Linked DNA regions of Homo sapiens: region 1 is linked to region 2. The links are chromatin loops, found by intact Hi-C in ENCODE. Cell type or tissue: endothelial cell of umbilical vein. All regions are shown on one strand. Each heading gives the region's core, and the rest is flanking DNA. Links, peaks and the distances in the headings are about the cores only.

The links. Hi-C counts contacts between places; a loop is a spot of excess contacts. Peaks named below come from ENCODE experiments on the same cell type or tissue, not always from the same donor. Only the 100,000 strongest peaks of a DNase experiment are listed, where the experiment ranks them.
Region 1: a loop joins it to region 2, with 4 times the contacts of the local background. A loop is called at or near these places in 2 of 110 quality-filtered maps.

What each region holds. Positions count from the first base shown.
Region 1 is chr3:106,806,869-106,815,171 of GRCh38, forward strand. It overlaps LOC101929534 (a long non-coding RNA gene), which reads right to left. Exons shown (of 3, transcript XR_001740472.2): 1 at 5,902-8,303; 2 at 4,546-4,756; 3 at 2,127-4,146. Among named protein-coding and RNA genes, the nearest start is that of LINC00882, 430 kb to the right of the region's middle. In endothelial cell of umbilical vein, for the core only: no CTCF peak of the experiment used is centred there; a DNase peak (open chromatin) is centred at 4,693.
Region 2 is chr3:106,724,521-106,732,823 of GRCh38, forward strand. All of the region lies in intron 1 of LOC105374029 (a long non-coding RNA gene), which reads right to left. Among named protein-coding and RNA genes, the nearest start is that of LINC00882, 510 kb to the right of the region's middle. In endothelial cell of umbilical vein, for the core only: no CTCF peak of the experiment used is centred there; DNase peaks (open chromatin) are centred at 4,111 and 5,131; H3K27ac peaks cover 3,318 bases.

The DNA of each region.
Region 1 (8,303 bases), core at 1,920-6,919, 83 kb after region 2:
CAAAAAGTTGATAATGCTGGATGAAAAAGAAAAATAGGACTAACTCATGTCCTTCTTTGTTGTTAATGTTTATTTTGTTCTGTTCTGTTTTAAGGTACTCTGGTACACTAAGAAAGGATGAAATGCTTGTAGAAGGCAAGCATTTAAAATACATGCTTTCTATAGTCCCTTCATAAGAAGTAGAGTCCATCATGGTGTCTCTAATGTAAAAGATGAATTTTCCAGAAGAGATAAAACCATGGTTCTCATACAAATATAAAATTAATGCATGTCAAAGATTATATTTAACTCACTAGTAAATGAGGAAACAAGTAAGATGTTACAACTCCCTCAGAAAAGAATTTAAAGTGTTTCCACATATAAGTAATCAGGAATTCTGAAATAAATTTTCAAATAGATACAAAATTGATCACTATATATAAGACAATATAATAATCAATGGCATTCCACCTAACATATTTCATTTGTATTTCTGTGGGCAAAAATCACATGCATTATTATCAATTTTCTGACAATCGCTCTCCAAGAAAACAACAAGCAAACGTGCTGAGAAAGGTGCACTAGATAGAATGCCTAATAGTCTTGTTTGCCCATTTCAAGATCTTTCACAATTTTTACCTAGACTAAAATGTTTTCTTAAAAGTCTTCTTGGCCGGGTGTGGTGGCTCATGCCTGTAATCCTAGCACCTTGGGAGGCTGAGGCTGGCAGATCATGATCATCCTAGCTAACATGGTGAAACCTCGTCTCTGCTAAAAATACAAAAATTAGCCAGGCATGGTGGCACGTGCCTGTAGTCCCAGCTACTTGGGAGGCTGAGGCAGGAGAATCGCTTGAACCCAGGAGGCGGAGGTTGCAGTGAGCCGAGATCATGCCATTGCACTCCAGCCTGGGTGACAGAGCAAGGCTCAGCCTCAAAACAAAAAAGTCTTCTTAAACTCCTTAAACATCTGTCCTAATCAGAACTGAAATAGTTTTAGTTTTTCAACACTATTAGTTGGGGTGAATAGCACTTTCTGGCTCACACAGAGTTTATGCATTATGTTGGAAGAAAGGTAACTTCTTACATTTAAGAAAGAGGATAGAATTTAGGAAGTTTCCACTAGGAGTAAAAACAAAGGTTTGTAGGGGAAAAGGCAATCAGTGCTGATGGGAAACTTAATGTCATAATGTTGGGCATGTGTCAGCAGAGAGCATGACTATGAAGGATAGCACCAGCCCACGCAGAGCAGCAGACCCAACAGAGAACCAATGATGGAGCTGCTGTTGTAGCCAGAGATGCAATGGTATGGATTCCAAGTCCCATGGGCTAAGAATGAGCCCTATCCCTGGTTTCCCAGATCTATGTAAGCTCAGAGTTTTCAAATGGAGGAACAGATCCTAAATATGCCTGATAGCAGATTTCTGGTCTAACCTCGTAACTCAAGACTCTGTGCTGAATATAATCTGACTTATAAAAGTAATGTGACATTTATAGAAAAGAAATATAGTATAGTAAGTCCATTCCCACCATACTAGTTTAGCATTTGGTTAATGGCATTACAAAAAAAGATTATCTATTCTTCATTTATTTATATTTCCAAGGCCAATAAAGCACAGAATTTTTTACTTTGGGAAAATAAAGATCAGAAATAAAATAGTAAAACACATTGCAGAGTATGTTTTATAAAACTGTTTCCTAAAACCCTTGAAATTTTTAGATTTTGCTAGTTAATTCAAAATCAGAGATTAGTAATCTGTTGCGATATCCAACTATGTTTGTGAATGAATGAGGTGTGCATACCAGTGTGAAATTTTTATCAGTTATAGCTTCACTGGAAGAGGTTTTACCTCTAGAGGAGCCAACATATTCCTTTTATGGATATTTCAGAAAATAAAGTCAGTTATCAGCTTAATATAAACCCCCTTAATAGATCATAACATCACTCACATCTATTAAAGCACTCAATTGTTGATCCATGCATCCATTCAATAGATATTTATGTAGTGACTTTTCGTTGGCAGACAGTGTTGTGAGAGCACAGCAATGGCAAAATCTCCACTCCCACAGAGCTTTTATTTCAATGAGAAGGAATAAAAGGGAAATAAATAATATGGAGAAAACCTACAAATGCAAAGGATATACAAGTTCCAAGCAGTGGAGAATGAAATTTATTGATGTCATCAGGAAAGGACTTAATGAAAAGATAACAACTGAGCAAAATTCTAAAATTGTGGAAGCACAATACTACATGCAGAATGCTAGGCAGAGATTTGCTGCAGAGGAATTAAAAAAAAAACAAACCACACCACCAACAAAACAACATTTACCCTGAGGAAGGAACACTGAGTATATCTGGAATGTTTAGGAACGGCAAAGAAATAAGTATGGTTGAAGCCCGCTGAGAAGAGACAGCAGTAGTGACACATTGTATGAGTTATTGTACGGACTCTAAATGGAATGGAAAACCATCTCATGCAACATATGATGGTAATGGTATAATTCCAAGATTGCCAGACATTTAAACAAGCATAATGCCCATTTACTGCACTTAAATTTGGTAGTTATAAAATATCAACTGGCAGTATAACATTTGCAAATTATTAAATAGCATTGTGTGTTCAGTTGCTGTAGCTAAGATCTAAGTATCAGTAGTTAAAACAAAGAAATGTTTATTTTTTCTCTTGCATAAAAGTCTAGACATAAGCAAACTAGGGCTGCAAGACAGTTCCATAGTATCAGGGATCCAAGTCCCTTCTGACTTCTTCTCTACAATCTCCAGTATATTGCCCTGTCAACATGGTCCAGAATGAATTATGACCAGATCACTACTCTAGTGAGTGGAAAAGATAAAAGGGAAATGGAGGGTTATGCCTTTCCTATAAGAGTGCAACCAGGCAGTTGTGCACCTCATTTTTCCTATCCCCATTGAAGATTACTTCAGCTAATGCTACTGAAAGCAAAGCAGGAACATGTAGTTTCTATTCTGGTTGGCCACGTGCCAAGTTAAAATTAGGGGTTTTATTATTAGGCTGGTGCAAAAGGAACTAAGGTTTTTGCCATTAAAAGTAATTAATGCCATTAAAAGTAATGGCAAAAACCGCAATTCTTTTTGCACCAATCTGTTACTAGAGAAAAAGCAGGTAATGGATGTTTGACAATTAGTATTGTCTAGTTTAAGCAGATTCAAATAACCATTTTAATTTAAAATGTATTAAGCATCTTTAAAAACAGTGTGAAATCAAAGAAAGAATATCTGACAAAGGGCCAAGAGATGTTGGTCCTTTTCCAGATCTACCAAGAACTAGCTGTGCAACCTTGAAGCAGTCACTCAACTCCTCTTAAATTTGGTATGCCATCTGTAGTACTGAACTAAAAATACTCAGCTGCACCTAAGCAAAAGATTCTCCCTAAAACTTTAGAAAAGTCACTTTTATCAAATGTATACTAGTTCTAAAATATTGAGGCCTATATAATGTTATAAAAACTCAACAGCAGAAATATCTGGCATCCAGCCCAAGGCATACCAGATGTGTCTCTTAAAAGCCAAAAGCAATTGTCTTTATCTTTGAAAATTAAGAGAAAAAAATCCAAAACTCAAAGTGAATATAATTTTTTCTACCTCTGTCCAGATGGAACTTTGCAATTGCCTCACTGATGGGGTACAATGACCCAGCTGAATGCACCACAGGATAACTGGCTGACATTCCTGACATCACAGCTGATAAGGTCAGCCAGATAATCTTCCAGCATGGATATAAGAAATAAGCAATTTGTTTTTGTACAGTTAACGTGGTTGCCACAGTATTTATTCACAGAAAGCTATTAGTTGCGAATGTGCCAGATAACTCTAAGAAGTGCTTTACTTGGGTTCACAAATCACAGAAGATGCTGAGATGTTGTCCTATGTTGGATCTTGTCAGAGATTTTGTTTTCTTCATTGAACACATTTCCTCATAGCCCATTTGTGGTTCTGCTCTCTTTGCTATCCGCTTTCCAATGCCAGAAAAACATTCATTCACGGGGCCAAAGCCAGTCATGGCAAAAACCAGGTCCTTTGCTCCTCTTTCAGTGAATGTTGTGAAGTCTCCCTCCATAAACAGAGAAAGGAAATTTGTCAGTCTTGATCTTGTGGCCAGAGTCAGAGTTCCCAGGAAAACCATTTAGTCTGAAGAAAATAGTATCCAGCCATAAAACAAAAAGAAATATTTTAGTGTCTACTAACATTGTAACCTAATACATATTTAAGAGAAAATAATAAAAAAGAAGGGCCTCACAAACACAAAAAACAAAAACATAGAATAACATCTCTTCATTTAGGTACTAACACTGTAGTCTATCAGAAACAATTACAGTGACTTAATGCTACACCTTTTTATTTTGATAACTTTTGTTGAGTGAGAAACATGATTAAAGTAAATGATTAAACACATGCTGCTTTACATAAATCAAATGTTCTGTGGGAATCAGAAAATCAGTGATTTTCTTTAATGGGTTAATTTGGTGTTCTGTTTAGAAAGCAAAAACCAGATATGATGACAGAGCACAAAAAGATAAATGTTCATACCTGCAATAGCAACAACAACCTCCACAGTTAACTTGACAGAATGAATTTCTGTGGATACATTTAATAATTGAGGTGCTGAGTAAGTTCAATTTATTCATTCTGGTCTACTTCACACAATGGGGATTGAGTCACTGGAATAAAATTCTGATGCTTCCAATCTCTGTCTTTTGTTTACGTTTTTTTTCTGAAGTCAGGCATTTAGTAATATGGGCTGATAAAACGGAAGACAAAAGATCAGTGCACAGCAAAATCGTTCAGGACCTAAAATTACTCATCCTCTCTATAGCTAATTTTGTTATGAATACTTTTGTAAAGTGAAGAATAGTTACCCTTTTGTTAAAAATAAATCTTCAAAAACTACTTTTGGCATCTGAACTACAAAAACAGTTGTGTTTAGTAAAAAGATCATTTACTTTAGAGTCATAAAATTAGGACTTGTATCATGGCTCCACCATTATAATGATTCAGTGATTCAAGGAATACGTACATATATAATATAAACTAACTGTTATGCTGTAGGCAGTAAACAAATATTAGTTTATATGCTAACTTAAGCATGAGATTTAACATAAAAGTCTTTACGGTACACTGGGTTAAGAGCATTAAATCTGGTGCCAGATTGCTTGGGTTTTAATCCTGCCACTTTTGATTTTATGTCTTCTGTATCTCAGTTTCCTCATCTGTAAAACTGGGATAGTGTATTAGTCCATTCTTACACTACTATGCAGAAATGCTCAAAACTGGGTAATTTATAAAGAAAAAGAGGTTTAATGGACTCGCAGTTCCATATGGCTGGGAGGCCTCACAATCATGGCAGAAGGTGAAGGAGGAGCAAAAGGCATGTCTTACATGGCAACAGGCAGGAGAGCATGTGCAGGAGAACTGCCCTTTATAAAACCATCAGATCTCATGAGACTTATTCAGTATCGTGAGAGCAGCATGGAAAAATCCTGCCCACATGATTCAATTCCCTCCCATCTGGTCCCTCCCACAACAATATGTGGGGATTATGGGAGCTACAATTCAAGATGAGATTTGGATGGGGACACACCCAAACCAAATCAGATAGCAATAGTATATACCACCTAAAGTTATTACGAGAATAAACAGAATTTATTTATTTGTAGTGGGGAGAGAGGGCCGAGGAGATAAGCCAAGAAGGAAGCTACATGGAGTACCAATCTTCATCGCACACATTTGGGCCATGAAGAGTAGATGACACTTGAGCCTCCTGGCTGGTCATGGACCAATGCAATACAAAGCAGAGCTCAGCCCCAGAGGAAAGAGCTTGAGGATGAGATCACCAGCAGGGGTCAGAAAGAAGATGAGGCAGAATATCTCAAGGGCTAACCATACCTGAGGGACCAGCTTGGGTCTGAGTGCCTGAGCCGTGGGGCCTGTTGAGGCCACCAGCCACACACCCTGTATCCTTAGGCAACAGTTTGTACCTGTGGTAATAACAAATAGGAAAAGTGATGCCATAGCAGGCAGTCATATAAGAAGACAGATGTCTGTTTCCTCTTCCTCTTTCCACCCCAATACAATAAGCATAAGTGCTGGGAAGGAACTTGGTGAATAAGTTTATATCTCACCCTTGCAGAGCTCACTAGTTGATAAGGCAAACATTCAAACAAAGAAATATTGAACAATTAACTTAACGACTTTATAAAGGTATTGTTTGTGTTGGGTCCTGAAGGATGAGTATGAATTCTCCAAGCAGGCAAGGGAAAGAAAAAAAAATTTAAAGTAAAATCTGATGCAAATATCATGAAGAAATTCTCAGAGGCATAAAAGTGCATGACATGTTCCCCCCCAAAAATCACTCAGTTAGAATTATGGGCACCAGGAAACAGGAAGATGACAAAGAAGTTAAGGAGGAGGCAAGAAAGAGGTGCTCCAGGATGCAAGGTGGAAAGAGTTTCATGCCGGGTATTGAAAGGCATTCCCTTTATACCCAGATAAAGGTTAGAAATTTATTCTGTAGGAAATTAGGAACCATTGAATAGCAACAACAAAAAAATGGAGACTTTTGAGTCTCATGTGTCATAAATTATCTTCCTGACTTTTTAAAACCAACTGGTGGCGAATGATTTCAAGAAGAATATTTGATATAAGAAATCTTAGGAAAAGAAATAAACACCATTACAGGGTTGCAAGGGAACTTATATATATGCATTTTACTAGACCAGAAATCTCCTCAGACATTAGAAAACCATAACAAACCATAAATTTCATGGTTGCCTATGATTTATTTGCTCCATACATACCTACACACATACCTACATACATACATACCTAAATGGACTGGCCACACAAATACCCCCAAAATATGTGATGCTGATAAATACATAGTAGCATTTGCTAGAGATTCAACTCCATATTGACCCCACTTTAGCTCTCTATTTGACCCTTTCTTTTTTTCCAATTGGGAGAAAAGAAAAATAAGGCAAAAGAGCCACAGTTTTTGGCAAAGCAGATTTAAAATAAGGTCTGCCAAGTTCAAAATTGAAAATGCAGCAGCTGTTTGCACAAAACATGGGCCAAAAAATTCCTGCGTGACTGACAATATGCCTTTGCTTCCGGCCTCACAATCCTTGATCAGGGTATTCGTTTCAGCAGCTGTCAGCTAAATCTAGAAGGAAGGTTTCTTCTTACTATAGGGGAGAAGATACCCAAAAGGAAAGAATTAAGGGTGCATACTCTATAATGGGAGTGCTTCTAAGGAGAAAATCTGTGCTTCCAATGGGGGGGAAATGTGCATGGGAATAGAAAAGTGACGTTTCTCACAATGTGGGTAGATTCAACACAATGCGTGTCCTAAATATTTGGAGAAGTGTCTTACTTCTGTTGCAGAGGAGAGCGCCAGAGGCCCAGACAGGGTGCACAGGACTAGAAGATACTAACTGCTTCTGGAGAAGGCACCTATGTCTGCCATGGCAACAGTGGAAGTGGCAGGAACAAACACTGAGAAAGTGTCTAAGGCAGCACCATCTCTCACATCAGCTCAGCAGCTGTGATGGGAGCAGGCCAAAGGCATTTGTGGAACCAGTTCAATAAGGGCAATGGCCACTGCCTGGCAAGTGCACAGCCAGCAGATGGAGAAAACTGCCTAAGGCTCAAAATATAAAGGAATTCCATGGTGATAATTGCAGTTAAGAGCACCCAAGGACACAGCAATGATTTAGAGAACAAAAACTTGGGGGGACAGGAAAGCAAATAAACAGCCCTTTTTACCTTCCTCATTCAACTGTAAAACAAATAGGAAGAAAGGAAAGTTGGACACATGGATATAAAATGATCACACTACTGATAAAGCTTATTGCAGAATATAGCTCAAGATCTGTAGTTAAAGTGGCTTGTTTAGGCTTTATCCTAAACCAGACATTGGCATATCTGGATAACCACAAGCCTTGTCTATTGAGGCAGGCTTGGTGAAAGGAACACCTGAATTGTATGTGCTGTGGACAAATTATATCTGGGAAGTGATAAGGAGCTGAAATTGACACATTAGGACTTCCATGTTCCAAATAAAATTATTCACTCTCCCACCCATGGGTAGGAATAAAAAGAGAAAGGATAGAGGTTCTCTCCCCAACCCACTGTAATTTTTTCTAGAGAGTGAAGTAGTAATTCTCTCCCCTTCATGGAAACATGAGGGGCATGAAGGGGGAATACTATTACACTAACTATAAGAATAATAGCAACTATTATTTATGAAATGTTTGTTGTTTTCCAGCATTGTGCTTTGTGTGCCTTAT
Region 2 (8,303 bases), core at 1,489-6,488:
CTTCTTTTTATTTTTTTGAGCTGGAGTCTCACTCTGTCACCTAGGCTGGAGTTCAGTGGCACGATCCTGGCTCACTGCAACCTCTGTCTCCTAGACTCAAGTGATTCTCCTGCCTCAGCTTCCCCAGTAGCTGGGATTACAGGCATGCACCACCATGTCTAGCTAATTTTTGTATTTTTAGCAGAGACAAGGTTTCACCATGTTGGCCAGGCTGGTCTCAAACTCCTGACTTCAGGTGATCTGCCCACCTCAGCCTTCCAAAGTGCTGGGATTACAAGCGTCAGCCACTGCGCCCAGCTCACAATCCAAACTTTTTATGTGGAGATTGTGTTGAGAGGTCAAAATGAAGGTTGAAATATCTATAGGAACAGAACATTCTGAAAATACATAAGTTAGAATCTCTGTGAGTGTTGGAAGAAGGTGTTCTTTAAATTGCCAACAGGCAATGAATGTACTAAAACTAGTGGTGGTTCACATTCAGAAACTGTCTAATTGAAACACTATTAAGCTACAATAATAATATTTTAAAAAACTGTTTATAGTTTTATAGTTGAATCAGTCTGAAGAGTTTCTTTATTCTCTTAATCAGAGAGAACTTGCATCTCATCAGCATAGGTACATGTTTAAAATGGAAAATACAGAAATATGCTTATTGGATGATGGAAGTATAGCTCTATTTAATAGATATTTCATATTTAGTATTTTATTATTAAGCTTAGTTCAGTATAAGTGCACATTTTCAATGTCATGAATACATGGCATGAATGATGTGAGAAGCAATTTGCATTTATATAGCACCTTTCAAAGGCTTAGGATAGCAAAGCAAAGCATAAATGCTTGTGTAACTCTGCAATTAAGAATTCACTTCTAATTACTCCTACTTAAATGTGCAGTCTCTTTTTAATCACAACATTTTTACACCTGTGGTTAAGTGCTCTGACAGAGCCTTAACCTTATCTCTAAAGCATGCAAATTGCATGACTGGATTTTGTAATGAAGGCTTAGTTTGCCAGTGGGGAAATGATCACAGACATGTAACACCAATAACAATATTAAAGACATAGCTAAATTTAAAAGTATCATTCTCTTGTATTATCTACTCATCCAGACCAAAACACACACACGGTAATGACTGTCCAGCTCCGGAGCATGCTTAAGATTCAGGCCCAGATGTACTTCTGCAGGAAGTTAAGAGATGAGATCTGTAAACCATGTTGTAAACGTGTGCTTGCCTGTAGTAAATCTTTAGCTACTGGAGCTACAATTGCTAACATGTGAGATTCCTAGTTCTCTTGTATAACCAAGGGACTAGTAAATAACATGGTGTTAAAAAAAATTGATATCCTACTACTAGGGGAAAGCACAATTCAGCTGCAACATATGGTTCTGGAAAGCTGCAGCCTTGTAAATGGAGCTGAGGAAAGAAAAGCAATTCTGGAAAGGTGGTTGTACCTAAAGAGAAGGCCCTGGTTACAGCCATCTACATAACTGACTGCAGTAAAGCTTGAAGCCCCATTTTCAAAAGCTGATTAGAATGAAGATTTATTGGGAACCTATGGTGATCTGGGGACCAGTGTAACACAAATAGACAAGGTTTTGTTCCCAAACCTTGAAAGGCTGCCAATATACAGCAGAATTGGGTATACGTAGAAGCAAACAAATTTCAAAAATCCATAGTCAATTGTGAAGAATTAGAAGTCAGAAGTTCTTGGATTTTTGTAAAGTATTTAATTGTGTGAAAAATAACTTTGAAATAGATCATCCATTTCAAAATCAGATACTGAGCCAGTCCGAAACAGCAAGTATTGTGTGCATCTCCAGTGATCAAAATAATAACAATAACAGCAATAACAATAATAATAATCAAGTAGGTGTGTACTTTCTGTACTCAGTACAGTACAGTACTTTCTGTACTCAGGAAGGTCATAGGATAGAGAAAAAGGGAGGAATAAGTAAACATAGTGATGTGTGCTTCCATAAAGCTTTTGCAGTGTGCTATGAGAGCAAACAGGAGATATTTAATTCTGTTCGCCTTTGGAAAAACTTCAGAGAGGCAAGGCAATTTCAAATACCAGTAGGATTCTGCCAGCCATAATATTGGTGAAGGAGGAGTGAATATCAAAGAGTAAGAACATTCTAATATGAGTATTCACACAAATTCTTTATGTGACCCTTGACTTTGACCCTTGACATTGCAGTTCTAGCATATTAATTAGGAGTACAACCTCAAAAGTCAAATTGTCTCTATTTACTTCTAACTGTGTTACTCTGAACAAATTACTTAACCTGCCTGAGTCTCAGTTTCTTTATCTATAATGGGGAAAGATAAAATATGCTTTAGAGAAATGTTGTGAGGACTTAACAATATTTAATGTAAAATAACTAGCATTTTGATGCACAACTAATATTCAGTAAATGTTAGCTGCTGTTTTTCTTTTTTTTTTTTTTAACTTTTGTTTCCTTTTAAGTAATGTTCCTTTTAAGTAATTTCCAATACATGGTGAAAGAAGCAGCAAAACAAAGCCTCCTTTGCTTTAGGAAGTCTGCCTGTTTCTAGCATTAGGAGCAAAAGGTAGTGGTGCTGCCGTTGGAGATAAATAAAATATAATATCAACCACCATCTTTAAACCCGCTTTATTTCCCACTCACATTTTTCATTATACATATCTAGTCTTTACAATAATCATATGAAGCAGGTAATGTTACTATTATTCCCATTTTACAAATGAGGAAACTAAAGCTTAAAGAGAACAATTCTCAAGTTAAAAGAGCCATTTTATGAAGTCATTATTAAAATTTGGGTGTTCTAGCCAACACCTAAATGTTCATTAAGAACACCTAAATTTTAAGGGTGCCAGTTCTTAATCACTTTTTTGAAATGTTCTTAGATAGACTTTGGTCCAAAATAATCATTCTTCACGAACTGAAGCATAAGGGGAACCTGGCTTCTGTGTCCAGCAGGGTGGGTGGTCTAGGAATTATGAAAGACTCCCCTAACTAAAATTCTAAAATACTCAGAAAAAAACATATTTTTAATGACACGGGAGAGTTTACAAAAAGTCAAGAATTATGTGAAAGCAGAAATTCTGGGAGATAAATGATCAACAATACCAATTTTCAACAAGGAAATCTCTATTGAATCTTGGAGACTTGGAGATACCATAGTAATGGTCAAATGGTGTAGGGGAAAAATGCTAAAGCCTAAAGCTAACCAAACCTGGGTGACTTAATAGATGACTTCCACACACAACTAAGACCTTCAAAGGTAATCAGAAAAGAAGTGAGAGGAGCCCACGTGCCATGGCTATGATATCTCTCCATAATCCACAGCACAAAGAGCCAGAATGGATGGAAAAAAACATCATGTTAGGATGGTAGTGAATTAAAGGCTGTTTTGCTAGTTTAACTTCATGCTGCCAACCAACGGAGCTGTAGATTCATGCAGTAGTGTTCCTTTATTTGCCTTCATCTAAAATTTTACTATATGAATACTAGATTGCAATTGTATGGAAAGTACCTTGGACTTCCAGTGTAGGCTTGTTGACTAAACGATAGTAATTTGGTAACAACAACAACAAAGTATCAGAAAGAAGAATCAGTCTCCAGTCTCACCTATCATTTCTCTGACCTATATTTGGAAATGCTCACTTGGACCCAATAATTTTGTTTCAGAACCGACATTCTTAATTCAAAGAAACTCTAGGAGTTAATATAAATTCTGAATCAAATTTGGGCTTTATGTTTCCTGAGTAGACAGCACCTTACCCTCACTGTAATGTTATCTCTCCATTTCATTTTTGTTAATTATATTGTACTTGAGTTTATGGCAGTTCCATTCTTCATATCCTTGTTCATAGCCCAAGTAGTCCAAATGTGTTGACTGAAGAATATCAGAGACATGAGTCAGAAAAATGTCTAAGGACAAAACAATTTGGAGGTAGACATGAATATTTCCACTAATGGAGATCAGCCAGGATGTCCACACAGAGTGACTAAGTACATGAAGGGAGATAGAGAAAGTAAGTAAGAGTTGGTCAGAAAATTCATGTTTTTCTTACAGACTAACAAGGCACAGACGTATCACTCGGGGAGTTAGAAACAATTACACATGACTCACGCCAAGCATTTTAAAGCCACAAAATTTTCACAAAAGTATTCTACTGTTTCTCTTTCCTTCTATTCATGCTCAAATATTCCCCCCTGCGTTTCACAAAAGTATTCTATTGTTTCTCTTTCCTTCTATTCACACTCAAATATTCCCCCCTGCGTGTCTACTCTTAAGCTGGCTGGTTATGGTAGGTTAGATTATTAAAGACTTTGAAAGCTAAGAAAAAGTGTTTATATATGAGACAGGCAAAAGACAGCCTTTGTAGATTTCTGAACAAAGGAATAGCATGAGGAATGTGGAACTAAGGGAACTTCAGAGTGGAAGGAATCTGTTAGATGAACTGGAATTCAAAATGGAAGTAAAAATTGTAATTCAGATCACATAGGGATTCTTAAATATTTTCTTATATCAAATAGATTGACTACTGGTTGTTATGAGGTAGAGATTTTGTGTTTAGTTCAATTTAACTAACACTGATATTGTGCTTTCTGTGGGTCTGAGTGTCTTGCTAGCAGTTTAAAACATGGAGACAGCCATTATTGAGCTTTGCTTTGGGTTTTATCAATTCAAAAACAAAATCAATAGACATATGTGTAGTTTTCTATGTATAACACCTTAGCCAAGAAATTTTGTAGAAATGTTTCATAAAACTTCTTTTCATCTGAAGTCGCTCAGATTCTCAGAATGGCAACTAGAAGGGTGAACAGAAAATAAATTGAGAGACAGTCAGATTATGAATCCACAGAAATTTACATGGCTAATAATTTTAAATTTTGAAGTCAGAAGGACATACATTGAACTTCTGGTTCTGTCATATTTTAGCTACAGAATTTTGCATTTCTCTTTGGTAAAATGGGGATAGTAAGGTGATTCACAAAAGGTTTTCTGGGTGCAGCAAACTAGAAACTTTTGTCAAAATTATCTAGAATAACATGTGGCCCAGAAAACTCTCAGTATGTATTCATTTACTTCCTTCCTCAATATTCAAAGAAAAGCTGGAAGCATAAATTGGAATTCCCAGACCTAATAGTCTTCCTTACAAGTTCACACATCAACAGCTGATCTAGCCACTATTTTATTTTCACCCACAGCCACCAGCTTCTTACATGCATAGACAATTCTCTTACTGTTTTGGCATGTTGCACAGCCCTTTGCTATTTTACAAATCACTTCGGTTCACCTAGAGCCAAACTTTTATCCACCTAAAGGATAAAAATCACTTTAAACAAAAAAAATAATATAAAACTGTATCTCCAGAGCCAGAGAGCCCAGACTAGTTGTCCACATTAATGCAAAGAGGAATCATTAAAGCTTACTGCAGGATAACATTGTAAGGAACCACTGCATATGTTCTTTTGCTTTATTCTGTTCTTGAAAATGGAATAAAATGAGACTTGCATTTAAAAAATCTCTCTCCATGTTAAAGTACCTTTCTGTGTTGTTATGTAGGTTTTTATAATATTAAATATTCTGTTTTTCCTCCCTTTTTTCTTATCTTTTCACCATGCATGCTGGCACATGGGTTCCAGTGTTTAGCAGACCTGATTCAAATCCTGTTTGGCCAACTGCTGTCTCCCCTGAGAGAGTTACCTCAGTTCTCTGAGGCTCAGTGTATTTATATGAAAATGGACAAAAATACGCTATGGCATAGTTGTGAAGATTAAGTGAGATAAAATATTAAAACATTTGCATAGTTGTCTGATATAGGTAAAAATGCTCAATAAATATTAGCAGCGATTCATAACTATTATTACCAGACATAGGGAATGGATGTAGTAACACCTATGTAAATTCACACAAAGTTTGAACTCCCTGCAGTTCTTTAAGGCATTATATTGATAGAACTCTGAGAATCTAAAGGTTCAAGTCCACTCAGAGTCCCGGAAATTTGGACCTAAAACTGAATATTTTACCTACGATTGAATGAATATTTAGACAAAAACTGAAAAGCCAGAGACATTATGATATATACATGGGAAAATACTGGTCAAGATAGTATAAAGAAAAGAGATATGAAGGCATAATCTTTAGTGGAAATAAACTGATTTGTTTCATGCACTCTTTAAAATATGTTATTCTGTACAGAATATAAGCAGTGTGATATCTGCTATAAAATGCTCACAGATATTTACAATCATACTTTCTAACTTATTGCAGAGCCAGCCAGTCTCAGGAAGGTGATAGGCCTGACACATACTGAGGTATGTTTCCTAAAATCCCCTCACAAAGAAAGATTTTAAAAATTGATACAGTTAAGGCATTTTTTATTAATAACAAAGATAACTTTCAGTGGAAAAGAGGGGCTTATCACCAAAACAAAAACTCCAGACTGAGGAGTTGGTGTAAAATCAGAAGTCTTGGGTTTTCAATTTTGTGTTTTCTGTTTATCTGGGCAACCTTAGACAAGTCACCCAACCTCTCTGAGCTTCAGTTCCTTCCCTGTCTTAACAGGTTACTGTGAGAAGCAGAATGAGATGATGAGGGTGAAAGGACTCTGTTAGTGTTTCTAACATCACTACTCCCTTGTATGCAATAAATACCTCCACCCAGTTACCATAGACATACATAAAGTGGCTTCTGCCCTATTCTAAGATTTCTTCTGATCCTCTTATTTTTAAATTTCTAGTATCTGCCCTTCTATATGGTCTTGCTTGACTTTGTACCTCTAATTCCCTGTTGTTTACCATGCCCCTATCTCATTCAACAGCAGACATCAAATGGCACACTACCAGGCTCAGACCCACAATCCCAGAAGAGATTGTGTTTAGAGGCTGACCTTTGGCTCCATCAACACTCTGCTAGCCAACACTTTGGCCGCAAGTTCACTCTGCTATCCACAGCTCTGGGGCACTTCTCTGGCTGTCTGTTAGTAACCACTAACCTAACCCAACCTCATTGGCCAGGTAAAAGCTATCGAAAATAAACTGAAAATTGCTATCTCTATATGTCCATGAGGTTTAATACAGGAAAGCTGATAGTCAAAAGTCAAGTTCAAATGCATTGGTCTCCACAGTGAAGAATGTCTTTAGCTGAATACAAGACTGGAGTCAACACCGACTGTCTCAGAGTTTTATCTCCCTTTCCTGCTGCAGTCTAAATCATTCCAGTTCACAGAACCCTCCACAGCACAGGGAATAGCATTTGGAATATACTTCTCCTGGGACTTAAGTCCTGACCCAAGGATATGTGCTCAAAAGGCACAGGTAGGAGGAGCGAGCAGCTTCCAGGTGGATTACTGATTCTTGAGAAGGAGCTCACATACTGGAAATGGTACAGATCATCCTGAGGACAGAATACTTGGCTGGATAACAGTGATACTGTCTATGCCACACTGCCTGTGGCTCATAAATTCCAGTAACATCAGGTTGGAAGGTAATGAAGAAAGCTCAGTTTAGCAAGAATATCCCTTCCAAAAGTATGTTAAAAGTCTCCGTTAAAAAAGAGGACATTAAAGATACAACTACAAAAGAGCACTCTGCATGCCTCCAGCGCTCTTCTTCAGGCTTGGATTGGGCATCCTCTTCAGGTAAAAGCAATCTTTCTCACCTCTCCAGGAAGTCCTGGGAACCACTAGAGTTACATCATGGACCCCAGCTAACCATTAACTTGTAAGATATTGATCAAGTCACTTCATCCTCTTGACTTCAGTTTGCCCTTTTGTAAAATGAAGAGTTTTCTTCGATCTAAACGTCTGTGATGATATTCAGCCTTAAGATAGCAATAAGAATTAAATTATTCTTTTCTTTCAAATTAATGATTTTATGTTTGGAGTGAATGAAGCTATTCTGCTGAAGAGAATTCAGCATCTCAGACTTTGAGTGCTCTGCAAAAGCATTTTATGGATCACTGACTCCCAAACTTTTCCCAAATCAGCATACTAAGAAATGAAACACACTCACATTAGTAGCAGTGGCTCACCATAGTATTCATGCATATGGGTTAGGTTGGTTAAGTATCAAATGTATGTGTAAGCTGAAATTCCCCAGGTAATTCCTATATGTTCTTTTCATGCTATATTGAGAATCACTCTCACAGACTGAATTTATTACAGAAACACATAGACTGCAAAAGTTTCAAAAGAAAAGAACTTCCAAGTGGCCAGTCTTTTACTGAAAGAATTAAAGATGAATCTATTCCAGGATGCTGACTTACATAGTTATTAGACAGCATCTGCACAGCAGACTAAGGTACAAAT